Regions from separate parts of the Homo sapiens genome. Here region 2 is linked to region 1. The links are chromatin loops, found by intact Hi-C in ENCODE. Cell type or tissue: dorsolateral prefrontal cortex. All regions are shown on one strand. Links, peaks and the distances in the headings refer to the core of each region. The heading gives the core; the rest is flanking DNA. Region 1 overlaps SMARCAL1 (SNF2 related chromatin remodeling annealing helicase 1). Region 2 overlaps RPL37A-DT (RPL37A divergent transcript).

Evidence for each region. A loop is a pair of places that touch in the nucleus more often than their neighbours do. Peaks named below come from ENCODE experiments on the same cell type or tissue, not always from the same donor. Only the 100,000 strongest peaks of a DNase experiment are listed, where the experiment ranks them.
Region 2: a loop joins it to region 1, with 8 times the contacts of the local background. A loop is called at or near these places in 3 of 110 quality-filtered maps.

The regions. Positions count from the first base shown.
Region 1 is chr2:216,428,723-216,442,827 of GRCh38, forward strand. It overlaps SMARCAL1 (SNF2 related chromatin remodeling annealing helicase 1), which reads left to right. Exons shown (of 18, transcript NM_014140.4): 7 at 1-60; 8 at 3,996-4,146; 9 at 6,616-6,774; 10 at 9,698-9,763. Among named protein-coding and RNA genes, the nearest start is that of SMARCAL1-AS1, 23 kb to the left of the region's middle. In dorsolateral prefrontal cortex, for the core only: no CTCF peak of the experiment used is centred there; no DNase peak of the experiment used is centred there; H3K4me3 peaks cover 366 bases; H3K27ac peaks cover 3,691 bases.
Region 2 is chr2:216,483,931-216,498,109 of GRCh38, forward strand. It overlaps RPL37A-DT (RPL37A divergent transcript), which reads right to left. Exons shown (of 4, transcript NR_183317.1): 2 at 4,187-4,313; 3 at 3,196-3,450; 4 at 1-6. Among named protein-coding and RNA genes, the nearest start is that of RPL37A-DT, 7.7 kb to the right of the region's middle. RefSeq lists an enhancer at 8,637-8,696 and a silencer at 12,159-12,228. In dorsolateral prefrontal cortex, for the core only: no CTCF peak of the experiment used is centred there; a DNase peak (open chromatin) is centred at 9,201; H3K27ac peaks cover 3,167 bases.

The sequences.
Region 1 (14,105 bases), core at 1-5,000:
TTCTGAAGTGGACCCCAAGCTCGTGTCTAATCTGATGCCCTTTCAGAGAGCTGGAGTCAAGTAGGTTCTTGATCTTCCTCTCTCTTCCTCTGTTGCTCAAATTTCATTACTCACCACAGACTGCATTCAGATGCTTCCTGTTTTATGAACTTTTATTTACCATGGATAGATGAAAATTTAGAAGAGTCTAGGCATTAAACAGCCAGGTGTGCTGTTACCAAAGCTTTATTGTAACCATTGATTTCAAATTCCATGGGTTAATCAAGACTCTGAATTGCAGCTATGCAGAAACCCAATTCAAATTAGCTTAAGGAAAGAGATTTCTCAGTGCCTGTAAGAGAAAATCCAGCATCTCTAAAGATCTCATCAGGCTGCTCTCCTCTCTCAGATCTGCTTTCTGTTTGTTTGCTCTGTTCCCAAGCAGGTGTTACTCAAGTGTGGCAGCTCGGGCCGCCAGGGGCTTCCAGCTTGCATTCTCAGCTTAGCAACACACAGAAGCACCATTTTTCTAATGGGGCTAACACTGCAATGGCTTAAGTCTGGTACCAATGTTGGAGCCAGTCTTTGTGGCCTTGGAGGCTTGAGGTCTTGTTGATTAGACTTGGTGATAGGCCTGTCCCTAGAACCAGAGGGTAAGGCCTGCCCACCTAAATTACTGGGATTGAAAGTGGGAGGTGGCAGTTCTCCAAAAGAAAGTCAAGGTGCTCTTATTAGAGGAAGAAAAAAGATAAACCTACATCCTGATCTTTCCTTTTTTTCCAGAGTTTCTTGGGAGAAGCAAAATGCCGTATTTGAACTAGCCTTCTCTTAAAAATATGGGAGTTCAAGGAGAAGAAAGAGGAAGTCTTGATAGTCTGTCTAGAAATAAGAAGCTGTTATTAGACAGTGTAGTTGAACATAGAGCCCTGTGCAAGGGAAGGAACCTAAATTAACAATGGCACTGACAAACCACAACAGCCTGCCTGCTCGAAGCCTGATTGTGGTATTTTGGTGAAAGCTTGGCTACCGTCTCTGGCAGGATTTGGGTCTCGGTGTGCCGTTTGGGCACAGTGCACTTTATTATGTTACCTGGCCCCAGCCCTTCCCCCTAATTCTTTTCTTCATTTCCTTCCATCTCTCTTACATAGCACACTCTGCAAAACCTCCTCTGGCATTGCCATTCCAATGCTCCAGCTGGTGAGATGTCCTTTGGGCCTTGTTTTAACCAGGCTCAGGGTGGTTTTTTCCTTTCATCTTTCTTTCTCTGGGCCTCTTTATTAAAGCTGCAGTAGAGGTTGCCCAGCCCCACCCCCTGGGCAGCCCCTGCCTTCAGCATCCAAGTTCTTCGTGGCACTGTTAGCCATCCTTGGGCCCACGTGTTGGGTGCTGGTTTTACCAGTTACCCCATTACCCCTGAGAGAGGCTCTGTGTGTGAGGCGCCCCAGGGCAGATCTGTTTCTCTCTCTGTGGCTCTAAAGTACTTGTAATCTTTCTTCAGAATTTTCTAAATAAACTCAGATTTTAACTTTCATAGTCTGAAGAGGTGGGGGTTTGGCATTGGGGGAGGAGGGCTGTCAATTCTATGTTTTGTTTTGTTTTCTTTAATGCAAGAACTACAATTGAACACACCCATTAATTTATAAAGCAAAATCTCTTAGAAATATCAGCATCTTCTAATATCCAAGTCACCCTCTTCAGCAGGTGAATGAATTGAGGCTTAGAAAGGCAGTCAGTTGCCTAAAGTTATTCAGCAGTCAGAAGTGGAGTTGGGGCTTAAATCTGTGTTTTCTGATTGATTAATTTCTGAGTATGACATTTTTTTCTATTGTATTCAACTGCCCTGTGGAGGATGACATTTACTTATGTTATTGTTCCTCTGTTATCCAGGCTTTTTCTGTCTTTGTTGTCATTTTTTGGCCACTTTGTTCCTTAGTTGGGCTCCCTCTAGGCAGGGGAAAAAGGAGAGAATGTGAAATTCAGGGGGTCCATTCTGCTCTAAGGATGCGGATAGACCAAACTTCTGGAAATTATAGATGGTAAAGCTGAGAAGGCTGAAACAAAAGACGCTCAAAGGGCGTGGGGCTCTCCATGGATTCCGTTGCTTAGGTACTGCCTGTCCTCGCTGGCCACCAATTTTGTAAATCAGAAAGTGAGGTAAAAAATACATCTTTTCACACCTGCCCTCCCCCCATCTGTCTGTGTTGTGGGTTGATCCCAGAAATGGTCCAGAAGATTTCATAGAGGTGGGTGTACAGGGAGGAGGCTGCGCCTGTTCTGGAGAGGTGAGGCAGCCCACTGCTCGGCTCCGTTCCTCCCCAGTGGAGGGTGAGGCCGCCAAAGCTGGGCTTTGGGAAGGGCTGCCCCCTCTCCTAGGCAGGCCCCCGCCCAGGCTGCAGGGAGAACAGAAGGGTGCCACGCCATGATGCCTGTTGTCCCCACACTCTACTGGCTTCGGGCTGCCTGGGGATTTGCTGCCCAGTTTTCCATCTTTGGAAACGGTGTTTCCAGGCAATTCAGAAAGGGCAAGTGCAGCCTAGACTTCTTGTCCGCCCTGCTAGCTGCTGATTAGAAGAGGTGACATTCTCTGTTTTCACTGTGTGAGAAGGAAAGAGAAAGAACTATCCCAGCGGCTTATTATCAGGATTCTGAGCAAATGATCTATTTTTCAGAGATTAGATGAAAGAAGACTAGTATTTGGCACAGAGGACCAGACATCTGGCACTTGGGATCCTTTTAGCTTTTCACTGTTTCATCATGCGACACGAGCAAGTCATTTTTACTGTTTGTGTTTTGATTCTTTTTCTTTTTGTGGAATAGTAGTTATGATAGAAGCACTTCCTTAGCACTTATGATGTTGCCAACCACTGTTTTCAGTATTAGCTTTATTAACCCTCCCACAGCTCCATGAGATAGGTACTGTTATTACTCCCTTCTTACTGCTGAGGGGGCTGAGGCATAGGGAGGTTAAATCATGTGCATGAAGGTGTACAGCTGCTGAGTGATGGAATTGGGACTCCAACCCCAGCCAATCTGGCTCTGAAATAGTGGAATACACCTTTATTCATGAACTATTAGCAAGGGATGCTGCACTTAAGGGCTTTAGGGTCCTGGAGGCTGCCATAGTGAAAAACTCAGTGCTGAGGTTGGTGCTTCCTGTTGGACAAGCACCCTTCCTCCCATCCTTTTCTCGCCTCTGTCCTCATTAGCAGCATCTTCTGTCTTTGCCAGCCCCTTTCTCTGCCTTTATGCATACTGAGTACTCTCTGATCTTCAGAAAGCCTTCTTTTCACCCTACCAGCTCTTCTTTCCTTCCTTCCTTTCTTTTTTTCTTTTTTTTCAGATGGAGTTTCGCTTTTGTTGCCCAGGCTGGAGTGCAATGGTGTGATCTCGGTTCATTGCAACCTCTGCCTCCCGGGTTCAAGCGATTCTCCTGCCTCAGCCTCCCAAGTAGCTGGGACTACGGGCATGTGCCTGTAGAGATGGGGTTTCACCATGTTGGTCAGGCTGGTGTCAAACTCCTGACCTCAGGTGATCCGCCCCACTCAGCCTCTCAAAGTGCTGGGATTACAGGCATGAGCCACCGCGCCCGACCCTTTCCTTCCTTTCAAGGCAGACTCTGGAGTGAGTAAGCATGCCCTCCTCAGTGCTAGTCCTGGACTCCCACCACCCTCCTCCATGTACGTCCCCTGTGCCCTGCCTACAGTGGGCCGAGGCAACTCCTCTCACTGGAAACTTCCTTCTTTGGCCTCCACGACCTAATCATCTTCCAGATCTTCTCCCTTTTGACCACATTCCACATTTTTCCTTTTTGGGCTTTCTCTCTCTCTCTCTCTCTTTTTTATTCTGCTCCCTATTTGGCCTATGTACCTTTCCTTCTGGGGAGCAAGTCTGGTGGTGGGCTGGGCCCGGGCTGGCCAGTGAAGTGGCCTTCACCCAGCAGTGCTGACCCACCGGACATGAGGGCAGATGAACTCATGCCCCGGGAAATGTGCCATCCTCACCTTGTCTGCCTTCAGTTTTGCCATAGCCAAAGGAGGCCGCCTGCTGCTCGCTGACGACATGGGCCTGGGGAAGACCATCCAAGCCATCTGCATCGCAGCCTTTTACCGGAAGGAGTGGCCGCTCCTGGTGGTGGTGCCATCCTCCGTGCGCTTCACCTGGGAGCAGGTTAATGGTCTTCAAATTGCAGTTTTCACAGAGAAGGTTTTCTTCAGTGTTAGAGTCATAAAATAATGGTTTGCAGACAGGGCCTAGGGATCTTTAAGGATCCTGTCTCAAGTAAAGGCAAAGGCAGGAAGAGAGATGAGATGCCACCTGAGGGCAGGCTGGGGGTTTTCTGGATTAGAATCAGGTTACACCTTGAGGGAAGAAAGCCAAGGAGAAACCGGCTTAGAGACTTGTGTTCATCTGTCAGCAGGCACTTCTGGGACCTCTGTGCCCTGCTAATAATACTTTTCATCTGTACCACACTTAATTTTTTTTTATTTTTCTTTTTTATTGTTTTTTAAAATTTTTATTTATTTTGAAACTGGATTATGAGACTGGCTAGTTTTTGTACTTTTTGTAAAGATGAGGTTTTGCCATGTTGCCCAGGCTGGTCCCAAACTCCTGGGTTCAAGTGATCCACCTGTCTTGGCCTCCCAAAGTGCTGGGATTACAGGAGCCACTGTGCCCGGCCCACACTTAATTTTTAAAATATTTTTACCTCCTGTATTTTCCTCAATCCCATGACAGTCCTGTGCAGTAGGTACAATAGATAGTAACCCCATTTATAGATGAGAAAATGGAATCTCAGAGGTTAAGCTCCATGCTTCCTCTTAATGAGGAGCCCTGGCGGATCTTGATGTGGCATCTTCTGACTTCCCAACTCAGGGGTTTTGCACTCTGTAGAGGGGGGAGTGAGTGGGATGTTCACTGTCTGCCAGGTAGCTTTATGGATCCAGAGCCTGACAAGAAAACTGTATCACTCACCCTTGAGCTTTTTTTGCTGTAAATCCAGGAATCAGAGTGCTTTTGTGAAATGAATAAAAAGCCCATGAACAAACTCAGTGAAGAAGGAAGACCTGGTCCATCGTCCACAGCTTTTTCTAGCTTTATGCCACTGACGTCAGCCTGGGACTTCTTCCTGAGGCCTCCATGAGCCATTCATGCAGAAGAGGCAGCTCCTCCTACTGCCGGTCAGTCCAAGGCCCAGATGTGCTATTCTGACCGAAGAGATGGCAAAAAAAAAAAACACTAAAAAATGTGCACCTTGTTTTTTTTCTGTCCTGGTGATCTGAGTTCTTTTTTTTTTTAATTTTAATTTTTTATTTTATTTTTTAATGAGACAGGGTCTCATTATGTTGCCCAGGCTGGTCTTGAACTCCTGAGGTCAAGTGATCCTTCTGCCTTGGCCTCCCAAGTCTTGTGAATTCTGCCAGTGCCTGTAGAAAGTAATCTTCAGAACATATTTTGTGTGCGTTAGGTTCCCACAGCACCCTCAGAAATTCTAGGAAGAGTCAGCCAGACGGTGACCAGCCTGAGGTTAGAGAAAAGGCCAGCCCTCCCTGTATTGAACAGTGTCACCCCATGTGAGGCAGGTGAGCACCCAGATGCCTGGGTGGGTTTGGCTAGAGATGCTCAGATTGCCAGAGAGAGAAGGTAGATTTGTAGAAATATCGACATAAGTAGTCTCGTCATCATCAATAAATGTTTATGATTTGCCTTCAGTGTACCAGGCTCTGCTACATCGTTCATAAAATTCCTCTTAAAAAGAGTCGCATTCTTTCCCTGCAGAAACTTACCATCTAGTTAGAGATCACAGAAATGAAACCCAGACACTGTGAAGTGACTGTTGACAAAGGCAGGGAGATAGCGAGGCATGGTGGTTCAGGCCTGTAGTCTCAGCAACTTGGGAAGCTGTGGCAGGAGGATTGCTTGAGGCCAGTACTTCAAGACCAGTCTGAACAACATACTGAGACCCATCTCTTTGAAAAAAAAAAAGAAAGAAAGAAATTAGCCAAGTATGGTGGTGTGCACCTGTAGTCCCAGCAACTTGGGAGGCTGAGGCGGGAGGATCACTTGAGCCTAGGAGTTTGAGGCTGCAGTAAGCTGTGATGGTGCCACTGTACTCCAGCCTGGGCAACAAAGTGAGACCAACACAACTCTCTATTTTTTTTTTTTTTTTTTTTCTGAGACCCGAGGTTTCTCTCTTGTTGCCCAGGCCGGAGTGCAATGGCGCGATCTCGTCTCACCACAACCTCCACTTCCCGGGTTCAAGCGATTCTCCTGCCTCAGCCTTCCGAGTAGCTGGGATTACAGGCATGCACCACCATGCCCAGCTAATTTTGTATTTTTAGTAGAGATGGGATTTCTCCGTGTTGGTCAGCCTGGTCTCAAACTCCCGATCTCAGGTGATCCGCCCTCCTCAGCCTCCCAAAGTGCTGGGATTACAGGTGTGAGCGACCGCACCCGTCTCCCCCAACTCTTAAAAAAACAAAAAAGGGAGTGTCCTGTTAGTGGCAAGTGAAGGGGCACAGGTAGGTGAGAGGAAGGTAGAGGTGATGGCTGTTGATGGGCATGAGACTGCTGCTGTCACAACCAACAGCTGCTGTGCTGGGTGGTCATTGTAGCTTTGTTCCCTCCTGTCATCCACAGGCCTTCCTTCGGTGGCTGCCATCTCTGAGCCCAGATTGCATCAACGTCGTGGTGACTGGGAAGGACCGCCTGACAGCTGGCCTGATCAACATTGTCAGCTTTGACCTTCTTAGCAAGTTGGAAAAACAGCTAAAAACCCCTTTTAAAGTTGTCATCATTGTAAGAAACTTGGCAAAGTCTTTAAGTACTTTATCTCTCTGGAAACTTTCTTTGTAAAAGCTCTGAGAACTTTCATGTCTGTAATCTCCTTGAGCCCCATTTAGTTTCTAGAAGAATAGAAATCACTGTCTTTATTTTGTGGGGAACTGGAAATTCATTCCCCTCAAATAGCCATTCTCAACTCTGGCTACGTACTAGAATCTCTTAGGGAGCTTTTTTTGAAATTGTGATTTAATTAGTCTTTGCTGGGGATTTCTAGCTCATCTCTTTCCCAGCGTGACTCATGGATGGAGGCCAGCATGTGGACCCCAGGCCACCTGGGGGCTCTGGGTACTACAACCTGGACGGCAAGGGGGTGTGCCTACATCTGGTGCCATCTTACTCAAACAATTGAGTTTTCTTCCAGCCAATGTGAAGATACACCCCCACCCCACAAAAGCACTTTTTACTCTAACTGTTTTTTGGAGGTTTTTCTGTGTTGTTTTTTTTGAGACAGAGTTTCACTCTTGTCACCCAGGCTGGAGTGCAGTGGCGTGATCTCGGCTCACTGCAACCTCTGCCTCCCGGGTTCAAGCAATTCTCTTGCCTCAGCTCCCCAAGTAGCTGGGATTACAGGCACTTGCCACCACGCCCAGCTAAGTTTTGTATTTTTAGTAGAGACGGGGTTTCACCATGTTGGCCAAGCTAGTCTCGAACTCCTGACCTCAGGTGATCCACCCACCTTGGCCTCCCAAAGTGCTGGGATTACAGGCATGAGCCACCTTGCCCGGCCTCTAATTGTTTTTTAAAGAAGGTCTGACTGGACCTGCTTCCAGATTTGACAACATATCTTTCAATTGCAGGCTTTCCTACTTTTAACTCCTCACATACTTCCTAAGGAAAGTCTAGACAGACTTGGTACCCAGCCATCTCTGTCAGTACTGAGTATATTTACATAACTCACACAAATATTGTGGGAGCTTAGAGAAAGGAAGGAGAAGATACCGTTACTGACCTCAGGGGATCTATTATTCTGTTTTGGACATGAGAACCACACTGTGTTCTTAGCATAAGCAAACTTGAGTGTTGATAGTTTTGCAAAGTGATATAGGTAATGAGTCTTTGGGGGAGTCATTTTTGGTTCGGCACAAATTCAAGTGTGGCTTTGAAAAGATGTCAGCATACATGTGAAATGAAAACATTCCAAGAAGTTTCCCAGGATGATGGGGATGGCTCTACAGTGTGTGGGAAGAATAATGCTTTCAATTCTTGAGTGTTGCCTTGTGTTAGGTACTGACATATAATCATCTATTTTCCCAGTGGCCCCTGAGTAGGCTTTATCTTTTATCCTTGTGAATTATCCATTTCACAGCTGATGAAACTGGCAGTGAGAGTGGGTACATAAATTTGCCCATAGGCACAAAGCTAGCAAGTTGGAGGTTATTGAATAAAGCTGGGTTGCGTCTGCCTTCAGAATTCATGTTCTTCTCTTTCTGGCCCATCACTTAACCTGCTGTATGATTTTTGGCAAGCCACTTACCACCATTGTTGGTTTGTTCTTCAGTTAAGTAAGAGCTCTGTCCTCTTTCTTTCAGAGAAATGTTGTAAGAAAGAATAGAGTGATGGCTCTGAAGTGTCACACTTTTCAGAAGAGGCTTCAGTTTAAACCATTCTTTGAGATTTGTTCCAGTATTGGCACATTTTTACCCATTGGTTGAAAGGGCCCATTCTCTTCCATATCCTCTGTACTTTCTGTGTTTTTTCTCCATAAATACATTTTACTTGACTGTAATGAGGTCTCATGATCAGAAAGGCATATGACCGTAACACTCCAGCTTTCTGGACAGGATACTTTCTTGATATTTTGAGGGTTATTTCACACTCCCCTCTGCTGTGCTTTTGTGGCCCTTTTTGCTCATGATAGCTGAAATGGAATAGGGGATTTCTTATAGATCATCTTTAAGGACAGCGTTGGGATCTCACTGGTATCCCAGCTATAGGAAGGCTGATACCATTGAGTGCTTACTGAGTAACAGGGCTGTGCTAAGGACTTCACATGTGTTAGCTCATTTCAGACTCACAGCAACCTAATACATAAGGAATTATGATACCCATTTTACAGACAGCAAAACTGGCATTACAGAGAGGTGGTTGCTCAGAGTCACACAGCAAGGAATTTGACTCTGTACCAAACTAGAAAATTTCCACTTAAATACTCATGTATTAGTTACTCATTTGGCTTTAGAAAATATGATCAACTCTATATTTGCTTATGCAACAAAAAGAAAAAAAGAATAAAGAAAAACAAACTATATATATATATATGTATGTATTTGCTTATGCACAGATACAGAGTGGTTAATCAGACTTCATGTTCTAAACATAGCAGTTCCTTGAGAATAGGAATCATATCGTCTTCTTTCCGTCTCTCAGTTTCCCCAGCACTTTGTTTACACTCGCCTCAGTGACAGTACTGATAATACAGCCTGATCGGTTGTCAGTGTGTCTGGCATCCTTCCTGCACCCTGAGCCCCTGAGGGCAGGGGCTGGACACCCCAGAGCTTTGCACCAGTGCAGGGCCCATTATGGGGCACTTGGTCTAGTGCTCCACAGGTGGGAGGTGCCTCTTACAAAGCAGCAAACCACCTTCTAGTGGTTTCTTTGAGCAGCCTCTGAGGTGGGCGGAGCAGGGATTCATGAATCCCACTTTATAGATGGAAAATTGTCCCCAGAGAGCTGAAGCAACTTGCTCAGAATGCAGTAGAGAAGCTGCCACCAGACCCCTGGGTCCTGACCTAGGCCCAGTGAGCCATCTCCTTGAATGAGAAAGTGCTAAGGGAGCATCCACCTTGCACTTGCCATGCCAGGGTCAAGCCTAAAGTGACCCATATTTCTGTCCACTCAGGATTGGATCTTGTACACTTATGTGGCTACTTCTTTTCAGGATGAATCTCACTTCCTCAAAAACAGTAGGACTGCCCGCTGTCGAGCAGCTATGCCGGTCCTAAAGGTGAGTACTTCTGAGAACTGAGCCCACTGAGCATTGGCATCCCATAATATTTTGCTCAGGCTTGCATGTCGTCCTAGTCCAGCAGGGGTTGCAAGTATAGACCTGTGGGCCATGGTCATGACTTGGCATTGACTTAGGGCATCTGTCTCTCTCCTTAGGGCTGTGGTACCAATTTCATCTTTCTTCCTAACATCCTGCTAAGGAACTAGTAGGCAGTACTAGTAGTCAGTAGTGCTGCCTTTGTCTCTCGAAGGTCAAGACTGTTGAGGCTGGGTGGGCATTGGACTCCAGAATCCTCCTCTGGCTTCCTACTTAGATAAGAGAGAGCCTCTAGCAGCTTGTCCACTAATTAGCTTAGAAAAAACTGCCTGTCTTCTAAGTCACTTGTAGTGGCAAAGCTGCCTAGATGCTGGAAATCAGGGAAGACGAGTTGTATTAATGAAAGTAATGGCAAAAAAACGCAATTACTTTTGCATCAACCTAATACAAACAGAACTGAGCAAGGGCTGGCGGGGTCAGCGAGATACACTGGCAAAGCTAAGATGGGCCTTAAAAGCTGATACTGTTTTCTGTGGCTACCCTGAGCCTCTTTGGTTGACAGAAGGGGCAGCCATCCCCCTTCCTCCCTGTGGTGGCCTAAACTCATTTCTGAGTGCTTTGGCGGGTGTGAGTTCTGGCTTCACAGCAAGCAGGCGTGGGTATGTGATGCAGATTCTAGTCTTTAAGCATGTTCTGATGTGCAATATAGGCTCTGTATTTCATCTGTCTCTCTCTTCTGTGTTTGGTTTCTTAGTCCCCCATCCCAACAGAGGGTAGTCCTCCAAATTTCCTTCCATTATGGGGGGGGGGGATGATTTTTTTCCTATTATTGTAAGAGGGAAGGAGAAGTACAATTAGAAAAGTAGCCTTTTCTCTTGTAACAAGTTAGAAGTTTCTCACAGATTACTTTGGAGGTATCCACTTTGGTTTGTGTAGACTGAGCAAACCAAAGTGTGTGTTTTTCTTGTGCTCAAAGCAACCTTTGTGTTGTACCAGCATTTTAAAACTATGGCTTTTATTGATTAAAAGAAGCTTTAACTTTTACCTAAACTAGGGAAAACAAATACGCTGAATGTTAATGAAGCTTAGCATTTGAACATTAATCTTAACATTTCCTCACAAAACACACGTAAGTGTCCACTCATTTCAAGTTTTCATGTGTTTAGGAATAACGGAATATGATACATCTTCCAAGGCAGGGTCATGTCATGTGCCAAACCAAAGAATAAAAGTCTTTTACTGCAAAAGCTTGGTTTTGCTGGGGTGGTGGCTCACGCCTGTAATCCCAGCACTTTGGGAGGCCGAGGCATGTGGGTCACTTGAGACCAGGAGTTTGAGACCAGTCTGAGCAACATGACGAAATCCCGTCTGTACTAAAAATACAAAAATGAGCCAGGCATGGTGGTGCACACCAAGCTGAGGCAGGAGAATCGCTTGAACCTGGGAGGCAGAGATTGCAGTGAGCCGAGATTGTGCCACTGCACTCCAGCCTGGGTGACAGAGTGAGACTCTGTCTCAAAAAAAGAAAAAAAAAAAAAAAGCTTGATTCTCTGCCAGTATTACCTATAAATATTTATATGTCAATAGCCATTGATGGACACATTTAAATAAAATGTTTTTCCTAGGTTGATGACCCTTCTTTTGGGAGGCCTTAATATGCTTTCCATAGGAAAACAATAGGGTTAGGTATTTTGGTTTCAGTATTTCAGCCATAACTAAATTAAATCTTTACTCCTGATTGTTTAGACAAAAGAAAATGCACAATAGATAGATTCTATCATTAAAGATACAATGTGAAAGCTTCTAGCAACCACTTGTTAATGTAGTCATTGCCTGGCTGGGCAAGCTGAGCCAGATAGTGGTTTCTGAAATGTGTGCCTCTCAGCCAGACCTTTGGAAGCAGCATATACCTCTTTAATATCTTGAGTGTGTTTCAAAGTGACATGTTTAAAAGAAATCTCTAAACTGCTAACTAATATGTACTACTCTGCATTTGCTGTAGAACTTGGATGAATTAATATTTTAAAATAAGCCTCATGAACATGGCCTGTGTTTATGAAGGTGTCTTGGGGCCACGCTCTTCCGCAACGTTGACTTCATATAATGCTGGACTGTGGCAGGATTGGGCTGAAGGAGTGGGATGGAGCATTCTGTGCTATTCTGTTAACCGAACCTTTCATCTCTGTCTTATTGTATTTTCGTCTAGATTGGAGTCTCTCAACCATGGTACTGTTGACATTTTGGGCTGGATGACTCTGTTGTTGGGGGGCTGTTGTGTGCATTTTAGGATGTTTAGCAGCATCCGTGGCCTCTACCCACTAGATGCCAGCAGTTCCTCCCCAGTCATGACAACCAAAATTGTCTCCAGATGCCACCGAATGTCCTCTGAGGGAGGACAAATCACTCTCTACTCACCTTGCCCTTCTCCAACCCCATGGAGAACCACCAATCTAAATAAGGAAATGAATCTAAATGTTTTTGGAATAATAAGATAGTTGGGAAAAAGTAAAGTATGTCTTTGAAAAGCCATATAAGGACCTAATTTAATACCACTTGATTGTTCCTCTAATATGAACATCTCTTAGAACTATATTCTGATAATTAATATTACAAGCATATTTTCAGCAAATAGGCATAATGAGGTATTTAGATTAAATCATACAGTTCGTTGGATAGCAGGGCCAGATCGTGTCCAGAAAAATGTGGATTTTGTAAATAGCAATAGCAGTCAGCAGAGAGAAGGTGTGTTAGATTGTAAGAAATTGGTGTCACTGTCCCCTGGGAAACGTGACATTTTTCTTCCCCCACAGCACTATTGGCTGGGGCTACTAATCCTAAATGAGGTAAATCTATTTTTATATATAAATATATGAAAGTAGACCAGATAGAAGCTAAAAAGAACAAAGTTAAAATTACCTTTAATCCCTCCAACAGAAAAAGCCACTGTTAACAGCTTATTTTTCCAGCATGTCAATTATTGAGCAAGATCATCATTTTTCAATAACTATGGAGCATTTACATAGTGGAGACACATCCCATAATTTAATCCTCAGTATCAGACATGCGGTTGTTTTCCATTTTTGCTATTATAAATAATTCTGCAAGTGAACATCATCTATATGTACCTTGCATATTTATCCTATTAGGACAAATTCCTACAATCAGAATTGCCAGGTCAGTTTTCATTTGACCTTTTTAGGGGAGGCCTCTGAAGTCCAGTCTGGCCAGGCATAACAATCTTCACTCCCATTCAGTCTTCAATCAGAGGCTTTTTTTTCCCACATGACTCCGCCCTCAGGATTACTGGCACTCTTTTAAACAGTGAGGTGTGTGTTTGGGGTTTTTTGGTTTAGTTTAGTTGTCTTTTGTCTACACTGGCTTTTATTGTTAAACTAGTGTAATAACAAAATTAAAAATTTTTCAAAGGGAAAGGCCCCTAGAGTCCTACCATTCTTTCCTAAGAAGCAGCTGTTTCTCTTTTTCTGTAAGTAGAGAGTACTTTTTATATCTCTGTTGATTGGCTGGATGAGATAGTGGCTAAAAGGTATAAGGTTTTTTTCTTTTTCCTTTGTTATTAAAGTAGTTTAAATAGATGATAAATTCAAATGGGGCCGGGCGCAGTGGCTCATGCCTGTAATCCTAACACTTTGGGAGGCCTGAAGCAGGAGGATCACCCGAGGTCAGGAGTTTGAGACCAGCCTGGCCAAAATGGCGAAACCCCATCTCTACTAAAAATACAAAAATTAGCCAGGCATGGTGGCACACACCTGTAATCCCAGCTACTTGGGAGGCTGAGGTGGGAGAATCACTTGAACCTGAGAGGCGGAGGTTGCCCTGAGCGGAGATCGCACCACTGCACTCCAGCCTGAGCAACACAGCTAGACTCTGTCTCAAAAAAAAAAAAAAAAAAAAATTCAAACAATACAAAAGGATGGACAGTGAAAAATAAGTCTTTCAACCCCTCTAGGTTCCCTAGTCCCCAGTCTCTTTCCTCAAAGGCAGCTATAGTTACCAGTTTTCAGGTTTACTTCCATAAAATAACCTGCACCTATGGAAGTACGAGTGTGTGTGTTTCCTTTCTGCCTCCTTAGAGTGTTTTACAACCATTGTTTTACACTTGCCTTTATCCCCTTAATAATGTATCTTGAAAATCATTCCATGTTGTTCCAAATGACTTCTACCGCATTCTTGCAAATAGCATTCTATTGGATAAATTTATCATAATATGTATTATCTGTTCTCTTTTGATGGATTTGTAACCAAATTGCAGCTATTACATGCAACACTGCAATGACCATTTTTT
Region 2 (14,179 bases), core at 4,698-9,697, 60 kb after region 1:
CTCCGTCTCAAAAAAAAAAAAGAAAAGATTAATAATGCATTTAACCCAATATATTAAATATATTATTTCAATTTACAAACAATATTTAAAAATTATTAATGGGAAATTTTAGATTCTTGGACTGGGCACAGTGGCTCATGCCTGTAATCCCAGCACTTTGAGAGGCCAAGGTGAGTGGATCACTTGAGGTAAGGAGTTCGAGAGCAGCCTGACCAACATGGAGAAACCCCATTTCTACTAAAAATACAAAAATTAGCCAGGTGTGGTGGCACATGCCTATAATCCCAGTTACTCAGGAGGCTGAGGCATAAGAATCACTTGAACCTAGGAGGCGGAGGTTGCAGTGAGCCAAGATCGTGCCACTGCAATCCAGCCTGGGCAACAGAGGAAGATTGTCTCAAAAAAACAGAAAAGAAATTTTACATTCTCTTTTCTGAACTAAGTCTGAAACAATGTATTTGATACAGGCAGCATCTCAATTTGGACTAGCCACAGGTTTCACCTGCTCAGTAGCCATATGAGACTGGTGGCTCCTGTATTGGGCAGCTCTGGTTTAGAGAGTGATGAGGGAGTAGGATGTCATGTGGGGAAGAGCAATAGTTGATCATGTTGAGGAGAGGGACAGAATGATGCAGGGCTGATAGGCCACAGTAAGGAATCTGGGTTTAATTCTGAGTATGAATGGGAGCCACCAAATGGCTTTGAGCAGACATATGAGGCGATCTGATTGTATATAAATGAAAATATTTTTTAAACTTATATGTATCTTTTAAACAGAGACACAGCATCTCATTATGTTGCCCAGACTGGTCTCAAATTCCTGGCCTCAAGTGATCCTACTGCCTTGGCCTCCCAAAGTGCTGGGACTACAGGTGTGAGCCACTGCACCTGGCCCTTTTTTATTTTTTAAAAATATAATCAGGCCCAACATAGCAACACCCTGTCTCTATTTAATAAAATAAAATAAAAAATATTTCACGCCAATGCATGTGCAGAAAATAGAGCAAGAAAAGTGGGCAGGGGTAACGCTTAGGTAGGAAGCTATGGAGCTACTGCGATTATCCGTGGGGTTGGTGCTGGGGTGTGGCTGAGTATGGGTCGAACCATGGAGGAGATGAGAAGTGGTTGGGTTCTGGACGTATTCTGAAGGGAGCGATGGAAGGATATGTGTAGATAGATTGACCAAGGGGCATTTGTGGAAGAGAGGCTGGGACTTTGGTTTTGGCCTGAGCAAAGTGGTAAGAGAAGAAAGAGTGGGAAGGGGACACTGGGGAGCCAGGTAAAATCAAGGGTTTGGTTATGGACTTGTTGAATTTGAAATGGCTGGGAGATAATCTAGCAAACTTGGAGACACCCCACCCAGATCCCCTTCAAGGAGGGACTTGCTCAGCTGTGGGGAGTGAAGTTGGTAGATGGCTTCCACCTGGCCACAACTGGCCTGCAGAAAGCCACTTTGTCTGAGGTCACACCCTTCTTAAGGCAGCTTGCATCCATGACTGAGCAAGTCGGGGCACAAAGGCTGGGCCACTTTGGCCTGATGCGGGGCACCTCTGATGAAATACTTAACATTGTGTTACAAGTGCCTGCATATTCAGTACAGTAACATGCTATACAGGTTTGTAGCCTAGGAGCAATAGGCTAGGCCATATAGCCCAGGAACTATGTCCTGGGCAGTATTCGCTGCAGAGCTCCCTGCTCCCTTCCCCCTGCTCCCTGCTGGATTGTCTAAGGTTCCCACAGGCCTATATCACAGTTCACCTCTTCCCCCTGCCAAATAGGCCTCCAGCCCCTTCCTTTCACAGGTGTTAATCCCTAATAGATTATCTTGTGCCCCAAACTCTGTCTTGGTGTCTGTTTCTGGGAAACCCACACAATCTAACAAGATCCAAGTGGAGATGTTCTGCAGGCAGTTAGATGTGTGAGTCTTCACACTGTGGAAACGTCAGAGAAAGAGCTGTGGATTCTGCCCTAGCATGAGCTGAATGAGGTCACTGAACGGGTAAGAGTGGCTTCTGAAGAAAAGCAGTTCTGACTGACCCCCACAAATTGCAACATAGAGACAACGATTGGGCAGGGAAGTAAATGAGGAAGAAAATCAGAATGGGTGCCCAGGAATGGGAGTTTTTGGGGTTTCTTGTTTGTTTGCTTTTTGAGACAGAGTCTCACTCTGTTGCACAGGCTGGAGTGCAGTGGCACGATCTCGGCTCATGGCATCCTCCGCCTCCAGGCGATTCTTCTGCCTCAGCCTCCAGAGTAGCTGGGATTACAGGTGTCTGCCACCACCCTCAGCTAATTTTGTATTTTTAGTAGAGATGGGGTTTCACCATGTTGGCCAGGCTAGTCTCGAACTCCTGACCTCAAGTGATTCACCCGCCTCAGCCTCCCAATCTACTGGGATTACAGGCGTGAGCCCCGGTGCCCAGCCAGGAATGGGAGTTTTTTAAAGTATTTTACCAAGGAAGGAGCTGCTGCTCTGACTGGTCTTACAGAAAGACAGTGAGCCAGATGTACGTTAGAGTTTAGAGTTAGCGCAATTTTCACAACAGCAATGAAAGATGCCTAATTTGTCTGACGTCATGGTGTGTGGATTTGTTAGACTTAAATTGTTTTCACTATTCAGTACTTACTAGGTGCCAGGCACTGGACTAAGTGCTTTACATAAATTGTCACACTTAATGCAATCTTGGAGGAAGGTAGTGATATTTTGATTGTGCAGGTGGAGAAACTGAGCCAAGAAATGTTACAAATTGCTCAAGTCCAGCTAAGAAGTGGCAGAGCAGAACCAGCAACCAGGCCACCCCACCCCTAGAGCCCACCCATAGGTGTGCTGTTCCCCAGCAGGAGACCCAGTGGTGCCCTGGTGGTCTGTTAGCTGAGTTTGGTGCATGACTCCCTTCCTGAAGGGCTTGGCCCTGGCTGGAAGTCTGTCTCTGCGGTCCACCAGCTGGCTCTCTGCAACAGAGAACAGGAAGACACTGGAATGCACCACTTTCTTATCCTTTTTAGTTCCCTTTCCTGAGTTTCTCAACAACTCCAGTTGACAGAGTAGATCTTTTGAGGACACCTAACCCCCCTCACTGTTGTTCAGGGTGGGGTCGGGGGAGGCTTCCTGACGCTTCAGCACAGCTGGGACTGGGGTATCCATGTCCTGCGTAAGGAAGGCTCTGGCCTCAGGAAATGAGTGAAGATGATCACCTTGTTTCATGGCGTGTGGCTGCTGTGCTTCCAATTGGTCACTGTGTCAAGCTGCCGGCTGCTCCTTGGGCCAGATCTCTCCCAGAAGGCCCGGTCTAAGCATCTAAGTGGCATCAGTTGCTTCTCCCAGCTTGCTGAGGAGGACTGTGGGTTAACCGTTGAGTCTGCTTTCCACTGCCTTATCCTGCCATGAGGAGCTCTGCTGTGGCCCCAGATCTCCATAAATAACTAGGCCTTTGGTCTCCTCGTTACCTGCTGAAATGAAAATCCAGGCCCAAAGGCCGGGAGAGAATGTCTTGTCTTGGCTTTCCTTTGGGCCACCTGAATTTTCTTAAATCTTCTCACTCCTAGCTGTCTGTTTTAATTTTGTTAGATATACCACTTTGACATTTGACTATTATAACGGTGACTTGTATCTTGTCAGAAACTTCCAGAGGACAAATGTTGGCTCTATCTAAATTTTATTATGATTTTGTCCAAATCAGGTACTCAGTTTTCTAAGAGCAAAAAACAGAGCAGCGGCTGCAGTTTTGTCTAGTAAGCTATACTACACCCCCTTGTGAGTGGTTGCTCTGAAAAGCCAATTATAGTCATTCACCACATAACAACTTTTGGTCAACAATGGGCTGCATGTGCCATGGTGGTCCCTTAAGATTATAATGGAGCTGGAAAATTCCTATTGCCTAGTGTCTGTCATAGCCATTGTAATGCTGTAGCACAATGCATTACCTCTCCTATGTTTAGATATGTTTAGATACAAAAACACTTACCATTGTGTTACAAGTGCCTACATATTCAGTACAGTAACATGCTATACAGGTTTGTAGCCTAGGAGCAATAGGCTAGACCATATAGCCCAGGTGTTTACTGGATGCTACTATCTAGGTTAGTGTAAGTACACTCTGTGAGGTTCGTGCAATGAAAAAATTGCCTAACGACAAATTTCTCAGAATGTATCCTGGTTATTAAGTGATGCTTGACTGTACATCACCTCATGGCTATTGCCCTTGGAGGTTTATAACTGGCAATGGACCCAGAGATCAATGCAGGTATGGAGAAGCACGAAGTCATTCACGTCGTGTGTGGCGTGATGGGAGGTGATCCAATGGGGACAGACCCTGTATGAAAAGAAATGCTAAAATTGTACATAAATTTTGCCCACATGTTGTTTGCATGGATTTTTGCAGTCTTAGGGGTCTTGTCAATCGAAACAACACAGTCACTTCATTAGGGAAAAATCTTTGGAATAAGTCAAGGCCCAGGAAGCAGAAAGGATTTTGGATCACAGGCAGATCTTGAGAGAACTTCAGGAAGGAATATTTCTTCCTCACCTGCCCCAGTGCCCATCCAAAGCCTCTGCTCTGTGTATCTGAATCACATGACTTGAGAAACATGAAGGAGCCCTCACCCGGGCCCTGTGGACATCTCCCAAGATGCTTCCACCTGTCTGCTATTCACTCAGCCCCCACCAGAGTTTTGGTGCAGCTTTTCTGTGGGCTCTATGGACTTGGATCTCTTAGGATCTCATTCTCTATTTCCATTAACAGTTTCTCCTCTAGGAAGGTGGTTAGGATACAATGGGTATATGGGGTGTAATACAATGGTTATGCTTTGAAAATAAAAGTGAATGTACAGGTGATTTTAGAGACATTCATACCCAGTGTTGCTATGGAGAATCACTGATCATCATTAAATTACTAAATTCCTGTCGTATTCACCCCAGGACCTGCAGCACAGAATGGCCCTCATGATACTGCAAGAAGTCAGGTTAGTGGCTGCCAATGGGAGGCCTTGCTCTCGTTCCTTGCAATTTGGTGCTCTTATTTATTTATTTATTTGAGGCAGAATCTCACTCTGTCACCCAGGCTGGAGTGCAGTGGGGCAATCTTGGCTCAGTGCAATCTCCACCCCCTGGGTTCAAGGAATTCTCCTGCCTCAGCCTCCCGAGTAGCTGGGATTACAGGCACCCGCCACCACGTCTGGCTAATTTTTGTATTTTTGGTAGAGATGGGGTTTCACCATGTTGGCCAGGGTGGTTTTGAAGTCCTAACCCTAGGTGATCCACCCACCTCGGCCTCCCAAAGTGCTGGGATTACAGGCGTGAGCCACCACACCCCGCCTGGTGCTCATATTTAAAACCATTATTTGTCTGTAGTCTTAGTAAATATGGCCTCCATCTGAGGCCTCTAGTTGAACCTCAGTTTTAGCTGTTCTGGAGAAAAACGAACTCTCTCTTTGAGATGTCCCTGAGGTCCTCCAAAGCAAATTTTATTTATACCATGTAGCCTATTTTAAGTTAGACCATCCCATATGTACTCTGAAATTTGTTAAGAGTCACCTAACCAGTTCTGTATAATTCAGCAAAAGACACTTGGACTTATTTATATAGAGAGTGAATACCACTGGGTTTAAAGTGGTATTAATATTTCCACACTAACTCCTTTTCCTCCTTCATTTCACAGCACAGTCCAGACCCCCAGAACTGTGTTTTCTGGAAGCGTCAACTGAAATGAAGAAAATCTAGGCCCATCTCCTCCCACTCTTGTCCCTGCCATCAATTGTACCCTTACAGGATTTTACTAGAAGTCCCCTCTGGCCCATGGAGCTGGTCTCTGCCTTCCCTCACCAGGGTCACTAAGTGGTATCTTGTTTCCTGAGTGATCCTGGTTGATTTCTGCCTCTAGGGCTGGCATCAAGGAAACCTCTAAGAGGCAGCAAAGAATCCTGTTAGTCTTGATCCACTTGTGCTTGAATTAATCATGTCTTTTTCCTTCTTGGCTTCAGAGGAGCCTTTTTCTAGATCAGTGGGAGAGCTGAGAAATTGAGCAGGAGGTGTCATCCCCACACCACTGGCTCTGAGGTGTTGTCTTGTCTGTTCGTTCTCGTCTGTTAGAACCTCAACGCTTTTTGAAGTTCTATCCTCTTTTTTGCAAAGGGGAGAGAATGAAGTCCAACCTTATATTTACTCCATCCTCCCACTTCTCACCAAGTTCAGAATTATCAACATAAAAAGTGGCTCGGAAGTTTAAAGAGGGTTAATTGGAGAAGTCTCTTCTACCTGTGTTTTGTTTTGGTTTTGTGTTTTCCTGTGCAGTCTCAGTGAAGGAAATGAATTCCTGACCATAGCAGAAAGCATTAAGAAGCCTGTGAGTCACAGTCTTTTGGGCATTATGACAATCAACAGTTATCTGATTTTGCAAGATCCTCTGCACACATTTCTCTCCCACCCCCTATTCAACAGATTTTGAGGCTCTTTTTCTCTTTTTTAACTCCTTTTTTTGGGGGCAAAATATAATATACAGAACAGTTCATAAAACAATTTAGTTTAACAAAATATTTTAAAATACACATCCATGTAACCATGACCCCAAGGTTATGAAAATAGTATGTTGTGAGGCCGGGTGTGGTGGCTCACGCCTGTAATCCCAGCACTTTGGGAGGCCGAGGCAAGTGGATCACCTGAGGTCGGGAGTTCGAGACCAACCTGACCAACACGGTGAAACCCCATCTCCACTAAAAAAAAAAAAAAATACAAAAATTAGCTGGGTGTGGTGGTGCATGCCTATAGTCCCAGCTACTTGGGAGGCTGAGGCAGAAGAATCACTTGAACCCGGGAGGCAGAGGTTGCAGTGAGCCGAGATCGTGCCACTGCACTCTAGCCTGGGCGACAGGGCGAGACTGCCTGGGCAACAGAGCAAGACTCCGTCTCAAAAAAAAAAAAAAGAAAGAAAGAAAGAAAAAAAGAAAAAGAAAATAGTATGTTGCAGAAGCTTTTGTGTTTTGCCGTTAATGTTTAGATCTACAATCCACCTGCAGTTTATTTTTGTATATGGGGTGAGGTAAGGCCAAGGTTAATTTTTTCCATATGAATATGCAGTTAGCTCGGCACCACTTATGGAAAAGACGGTCCTTCCACCTACTGCTCTGCAGTGCCTTCTTTCCAATATTATGAACTGGATGTAAAAATACATCTAAGGCTGGGCGCAGTGGCTCACGCCTGTAATCCCAGCACTTTGGGAGGCCAAGGCGGCAGATGAACTGAGGTCAGGAGTTTGAGACCAGCCTGGCCAACATGGTGAAAACCCATCTCTACTAAACATGCAAAAAAATTAGCTGGGCATGGTGACGGGCGCCTGTAATCCCAGCTACTCAGGAGGCTGAGGCAGGAGAATTGCTTGAACCCGGGAGGCGGAGGTTGCAGTGAGCCGAGATCGTGACACTGTACTCCAACCTGGGCAACAGACAGAGACTCTGTCTAAAAAAAAAAATTCATCTAGAAAAGTATAAGCTCAAAAATAAGAGTCCTGCATTCTCCTCCCTCCCTCCCTCAGCCCTACCTCCTAGAAGTAATAACTAAATAATTTGAGATAAAGCCATTTGTAATTTATCTCTATGCATACAAATATATGTAAAATACACATAGAATCTGTTTTTACAAAAACTGTATCAAATTCTTCATACTGAAAATGACTCACTTCACATGATGTACTTGGCCATTGTTTCATATTGATCTACCCATTAAATTATGATTTATTTATTTATTTATTTATTTATTGAGACAGAGTCTGTCTCTGTCGCCCAGGCTTGAGTGCAATGGTGCGATCTCAGCTCATTGCAACCTCCGCCTCCTGCTACTCGTTAAATTAAGCTTAACCCAGTGCTGCCTTGTTACATATTTTAAAGTCCGCCTAAAGGTTTCTCTGTGCAGAGTGAACTATAACCTAACTAGATTGGTAAACAGACTGGGACCCACTCTTGTAACAAGTAGCCAAGTCTCAGGCAATTACCGCAGCCATATGTCAGCCAATCACAGGTGGCCAACCGTTCACACTGTGTTCAAATAAGGCAAATATGCAACCAATCCAGCTCTTTCTGTCCTCACTTCCCTTTTCTGTATGTTACTTTCTTTGTTCTGTCCATAAATGTGAACCAACCATGTGGCAACCCTGGAGCTGCTCCGGACCTCTTCTGGTTGTGGGGGCTGTCCAATTCACAAATCATTCTTTGCTTAATTAAACTCTGTTAAATTTAATTTGTTGAAAGTTTTCCTTTTAACATACCTTATCCCACTTAAGAGTTGCCAAGTAACTACTCCAGTCTTTATGTGTGCACTTCCTGTGTAAATGCTCTGTGACGGGTCCATTAATAACTAGAACGAGTTTAAATGGAATTTGAGGGGAGAAGGAGGAAAGGAAAGAGGGGTTGCCTGAGTCAATTTCCCACACTCTTATTCTTTCGGGGCATCCAGGACTGCCTTGGAGGGCCTCACCTTTCCTGCTGGGTCAGCTCTTGCCTGTGGCTCTGGCCTCACGGGACTCTCAACAATGCTGTGCAGGCCCCACTCTTGTCTGTGGCCCCCAGGGGCTTTGTGGAGAGCAGGCTCTCTTGAGGCATGAAGTGAAGGAACCACGCCCCAATAAACCCTTTCTGTCTCCAGCACAAGATGAATTTGGAATGATGCTTGCACCTCAGATTTCTTTCAAGAATAAAATGTTCCATATGCCCCAAGAGAACTGGTTAACAGCTACAAGAACTCCTCTCTGGAGGTGACTTTTAACTTATTTATTTTTCTAAAGGCAAAGAGTGAATGTTGAGGGCTCCTTAAGAGCAGAGGTGAGCCAGCAGTGATTTTTACTGAGTCTTTTATGGGGACACATTATAGTTAACATTCTCCACACCGGATGGTACTCTAATAGGGATGGAAATTTATGAGCCCACAGAAAAGACAAATTGAGACTTTAGGAGAGGGCCGATTCTCTGAAGTCACTCAGAGCTGATTTCATGAGTGCTATTTGTACATCCTCAAGCTTGCTATTTAAAGATAATTGTTCAGTTTTGACAAAATTGCTCTGAACATGAACAATTTCCTCCTATTATGGAGTGTCTCATTTTCAGCCGCTTACTGCATTCCTACTCATGCATTCCCTCTTCTCTTGCTCTCTCTCTCAGACCCCCCTGAAGGCCAGAGACGTAGGAGGCTCTGCAGCGGAGGGCGTGGGGGAGGCAGCACATTTGCTAAATGATGATCTGAATTAGGCTCTAGTGCCAGCCCAGGATGGCTCACCTCAGCTCTGCCTGGACTGCCCCAGCATGAAGCTGACTCACCCACTCCCCAGCTCAATTGAGCACCATCCTGTGTGGCCAAGAGGCACAGTCTGAAAAGGGAGGATCATGGTGAGCATTTGTTTAAGACTCCTTCCACTAGTCTCCTTTGTTTGTATCAACATGGATATATTTTTGTTTTAATTTATAGTTTTCTGGAGGCAGGCATTGCTTGGGTGGAGAGCTTTCCAGATAACATCCCTGAAATGCAGTGCATTTCCCTTCTGAGGGAAGAGGGACTTGTTCCCTTGGCCCCTTGCCATCTTCCACCCTAACCTATGGGGGCAGAGGGTGCATGAGGCCTGTGGTGGAAGAGAAACATCTTGGGCACATCTCACTCCCTTTGTGGGCCTCAAGCGGCATCAGTTACCATGACTGTAGTGGTTTCATTGTGTCCAAGCTAAAGAAATTAAGGAGAAAAGAGATGGGCATATTTTTAAGGGAAAGAAGAAGGCAGATCTTCTGTACTTCCTTGAGTATGGCAGAAGAGGAGAGAGGATTGAAAAGGCAGAAAGAGATGTTGAAATCAGGTAGCAGCAGCAGCAGCAGCAGCATCTCAACAAACATACTGGCCACTATTTTAAAATGTTCACTAGACACTTCATGGAAGTTATTTTATCTTCCTGAGACCCTTTATTGTACAGTATACTCATTTTGCAGCTGCGGAAAGAGACTTAGAGACTTGAATCATGTGATACAGTGGAGCGAACACACGTTTATGTGTCACTTAATGGCTATGTGACCTTGGGCAAGTCATTTGACCCCCCGGGCCTCAGTTTCCAGTTTGGGCTACATTATCTCTAAAGCCTTTTTCAGTTCTGACATAACTGGACTGACTTTACAAAGCAGAGAAACCCAAACACATGAAACGCTTCATATACCCATCACCATTATACCATGCAAGGTAACAATCCCCCATTCAACAGACATTACTGCTGACACGTCAGGCTCTTGTATAGGTCCTGGGATGCAGAGGTGAACAACACAAGCCCTGTCCTCATGGAATTGACTTGTGGTGACCTCCTTGGGTGGTGGTGGTGGTTGTTTTAAAATAGACTTTATTTTGTAGAACAGTTTTATAGTTATATAAAAAAATTGAGGAGAGAGTATTTTTGTATACCCTTACCCAATTTTCTCTATTGTTAACTTTTTTTTTTTTTTTTTTTTTTTTGAGATGAAGTCTTGCTCTGTCGCCCAGGCTGGAGTGCAGTGGCACGATCTCAACTCACTCCACCTCCACCTCCCAGGTTCAAGCAATTCTCCTGCCTCAGCCTCCCGAGTAGCTGGGATTATAGGCATGTGCCACCATGCCTGGCTAATTTTTTGTATTTTTAGTAGAGATAGGGTTTCACTGTGTTAGCCAGGATGGTCTCAATCTCCTGACCTCGAGATCTGCCTGCCTCAGCTTCTCAAAGTGCTGGGATTACAGGCGTGACCCACCGCGCCCGGCAACATCTTAACATTAGTATGGTAAATTGGTTACAATTCATAAAGCAAGATTAATACATTATTATGACCTAAAGTCTGTAGTTTATTCGGATCTTCCTAGTTTTTAACGTATTGTCTTTTTTTTGTTCTAAGATTTCATGTTACATTTAGTCATCATGTCACCTTACGCTCCTCTTGGCTGTGACAGTTACTCAGGCTTTCCTGGTTTGACAGTTTTAAGGAGCCCTGGTCAGGTATATTGAAGGATGTCCCTCTTTTGGAATTTGTCTATTGTTCTCATGATTAGACTGAGGTTATGGGTTTTGGGAGAAAGATCACAGAGGCAAAGTGCCATTTTCATTCCACATCAAGGGGACATAGTAACAAGATTATCACTGTTGATGTTGACCTTCATCACCTTGGCTGAGGTCGTGTTGGCTATAAAGTTACTCTTTTTTCCCCTTTCTATACTGTGCTCTTTGGAAGGAAGTCATTCTGTGCAGCCCACACTTAGGGAGTGGGGAGTTATGCTCACCCTCCTTGAGAGCAGAATATCCACATAAATTATTTGAAATTCTTCTTGGCCGGGTGCAGTGGCTCACACCTGTAATCCCAGCACTTTGGGAGGTCGAGGAGGGTGGATCACGAGGTCAGGAGTTCAAGACCAGCCTGGCCGTTATGGTGAAGCCCCGTCTCTACTAAAAATACAAAAATTAGCTGGGTGTGGTGGTGCATGCCTGTAGTCCCAGCTGCTCAGCAGGCTGAGGCAGGAGACTTGCTTGAACCCAGGAGGCAGAGGTTGCAGTGCGCCCAGATCATACCACTGCACTCCAGCCTGGGCGACAGAGCAAGACTCGGTCTCAAAAAAAGAAAAAATAAATTCTTCTGCAAAAGAGAGTTGCCTCTTGTCTTTCATTTATTTAGTCTATCATTTATTTATATCCACATGGACCCATGGATATTTATTTTACACTTGGGTTAAATCAATACTACCTTATTTATTGCTCAAAATTTTCTAGCTTTGGCCATTCGGAGTTCTTTCAGTTGACTCCTGTGTCTCTCTGACATATCCCCATCAGTGTAGGGTTTTCTGAACATTTCCTTACTTTCTGGCACAAGATACTGCAGGCTCGCCTTGTATATTTCCTGCTGCAGTCCTAGAATGAGTCACTTCTCTAAGGGGCCCTGGTTCCTTTTATTAAAGAATGATATTATAAACCAAGATCTGGGGTCTGGGCATGGTGGCTCATGCCTGAAATGCCAGCACTCTGGAAGACTGAGGCTGGAGGATTGCTTGAACCCAGGAGTTCCAGACCAGCCTGGGCAACATGGCAAGACTGTCTCTACAAAAATAAAAAAATTATTTGGGCACTACTCAGGAGACTGTGGTGAAAGGACTGCTTGAGCCTGGGGAGGTCAAGGCTATAGTGAGCTGTGATCACACCACTGCACACCAGCCTGGGGAACAGAGCAAGACCCTGTCTCAAAACAAAACAAAACAAATAAAAACAAACCCTGAGATCTGGGGCAGTAGGTATACTCGTCGTTACTGGAGATGTTTGGGGTTTTTTTTTTAATGGTAGTTTTTTTAGATTATAAAAGAAACACATGCTCATTATAAAAGATAATTAGAAAATGCAAAAAATGTATGCAAAAATCAATTTGACTATTCCCACTATCCACTACTTTTTGCTTTTTCTCCTCCTTGAATTTACACAGCCAGAGCTGGAATAACAGATTGGGGAGGATAAAGAGACAACTACCTTTATTCCACAAAATTGTGCAAGATGTGCTGACATAAAGCACATGGTGGGTCACTGCCCCAGTGGCACTCAAAGTCTGGAAGCTCTTCCTGGAATCATAGGAGGGAAGAACTGGACAGGACCTTGAAGACCACCTGGTCCAGCTCCTTGTAAATAAAGATGGTGGCTGCTGGGAGGTGGGGAGGTGGTTCTCCATGTGGGGACTGTGGCTTACCTAAAGTCAAACCACAAGGTAGTTACAGATCCTGGCCCAGACTGAGTGCCAGGGACCTGATTTTAATTCAACTATGTTTTCTGATGTGCTTTTTCAGTGCACTAAATATTATGATTTGGCGTAGTACAAGCTAGCAATTAGGAGAACTAACTTTGGGATCAGACAGACCAGATTTGAGTTCTAATTGCTGTGTGACATTGAGCAAGTTTCTTAACTTCCCTGAGATGAGTTTCTTTTTTCTTTCTTTTTTTGTTTTTGTTTTGAGAAAGGATCTCACTCTGTTGTCCAGGTTGGAGTGAAATGGTGTGATCATAGCTCACTGTAACCTCTGAACTCCTGGGCTCAAGCAATCCTCACGTTTCAGCCTTTTGAGCAGCTAGAACCACAGATGTGTGTCACCATACCTGGCCTATTATTTTTTTGTGTGTGTGGAGATGGGGTCTCGCTATATTGTCCAGGCTGCCTAGAACTCCTGGTCTCAAAGAATCTTTTCCAAGAGAGACTCTGTCTCAAAAAAAAAAAAAAAAAAAAAAAAAAAAGAAAAAGAAAAAAGAAAGAAAAGTATATAATAACTTGTCAGAGGTCCCACAGCTGGTAAATAGCAGAGTTCTGTTTTGAACCCATACTGAATCCAGAGCCTCTAAGTTCCTAATCATTACATGAGACTTCCTCTCTTTTTCTTAGTAATGAAGATAATAATCATTCCTATCATAAAGGATAATGGAAAATTAAATGAGAACATCCACATAAAATACTCAGTGCCTACCATGTGTTACCCTCCAACAATTGTAACCATATGAAGTACATAGCTGTTTGCAAGTTGCTTTGATTTGATTTGATTCATATATATTTTTTGAGACAGAGTCTCACTCTGTTGTCCAGGCTGGACTGCAGTGGCGTGATGACAGCTTACTGCAGCCTCAACCTCCCAGGCTCAAATGATCTTCCCACCTCAGCCCAGGTATGCAAGTTGACTTTAATACAATTGTGAGGAAAAGTGAACAGGTGCAAAATTATTTGAGACAGTTAATATTAAGCTTTGGGAACGGAAGCTACTTGTTACCGGACTTCTGATTGGAATCAGGGCCACACAATGCCTTTCAGCTCCCATGGTCTTTCTTGGCCCTCTAATCATGGATTCTCTCTTACACTCTTATTCCAGTAGTTTTCTGAGCTTCTTATTCTCTGGATTAGCCATCCCCTGAAAAAAGGCAACCAAACTTCCTAGTGTGTGTGTTCTACGTGAAGAAAGAAGATCATGTGTCTAGTTCCAGAACACACCCTCCCCACCCCCGGCCTCAACCAGAAATCCAATTCTTCCCTGCTGACCCCTTTGAGAGACCTGGAGGGACAGAGAATTGACGGTGGGTAAAGGGTAAGATGTTGGAGTTTAAGGGTTCAGGCCTGGACCAGGAAGCTGTCTTAACAGCCTAGTGTGGGGCCATGGAAGTGAGTTCTGAAATGAAGTGGAAGGCAG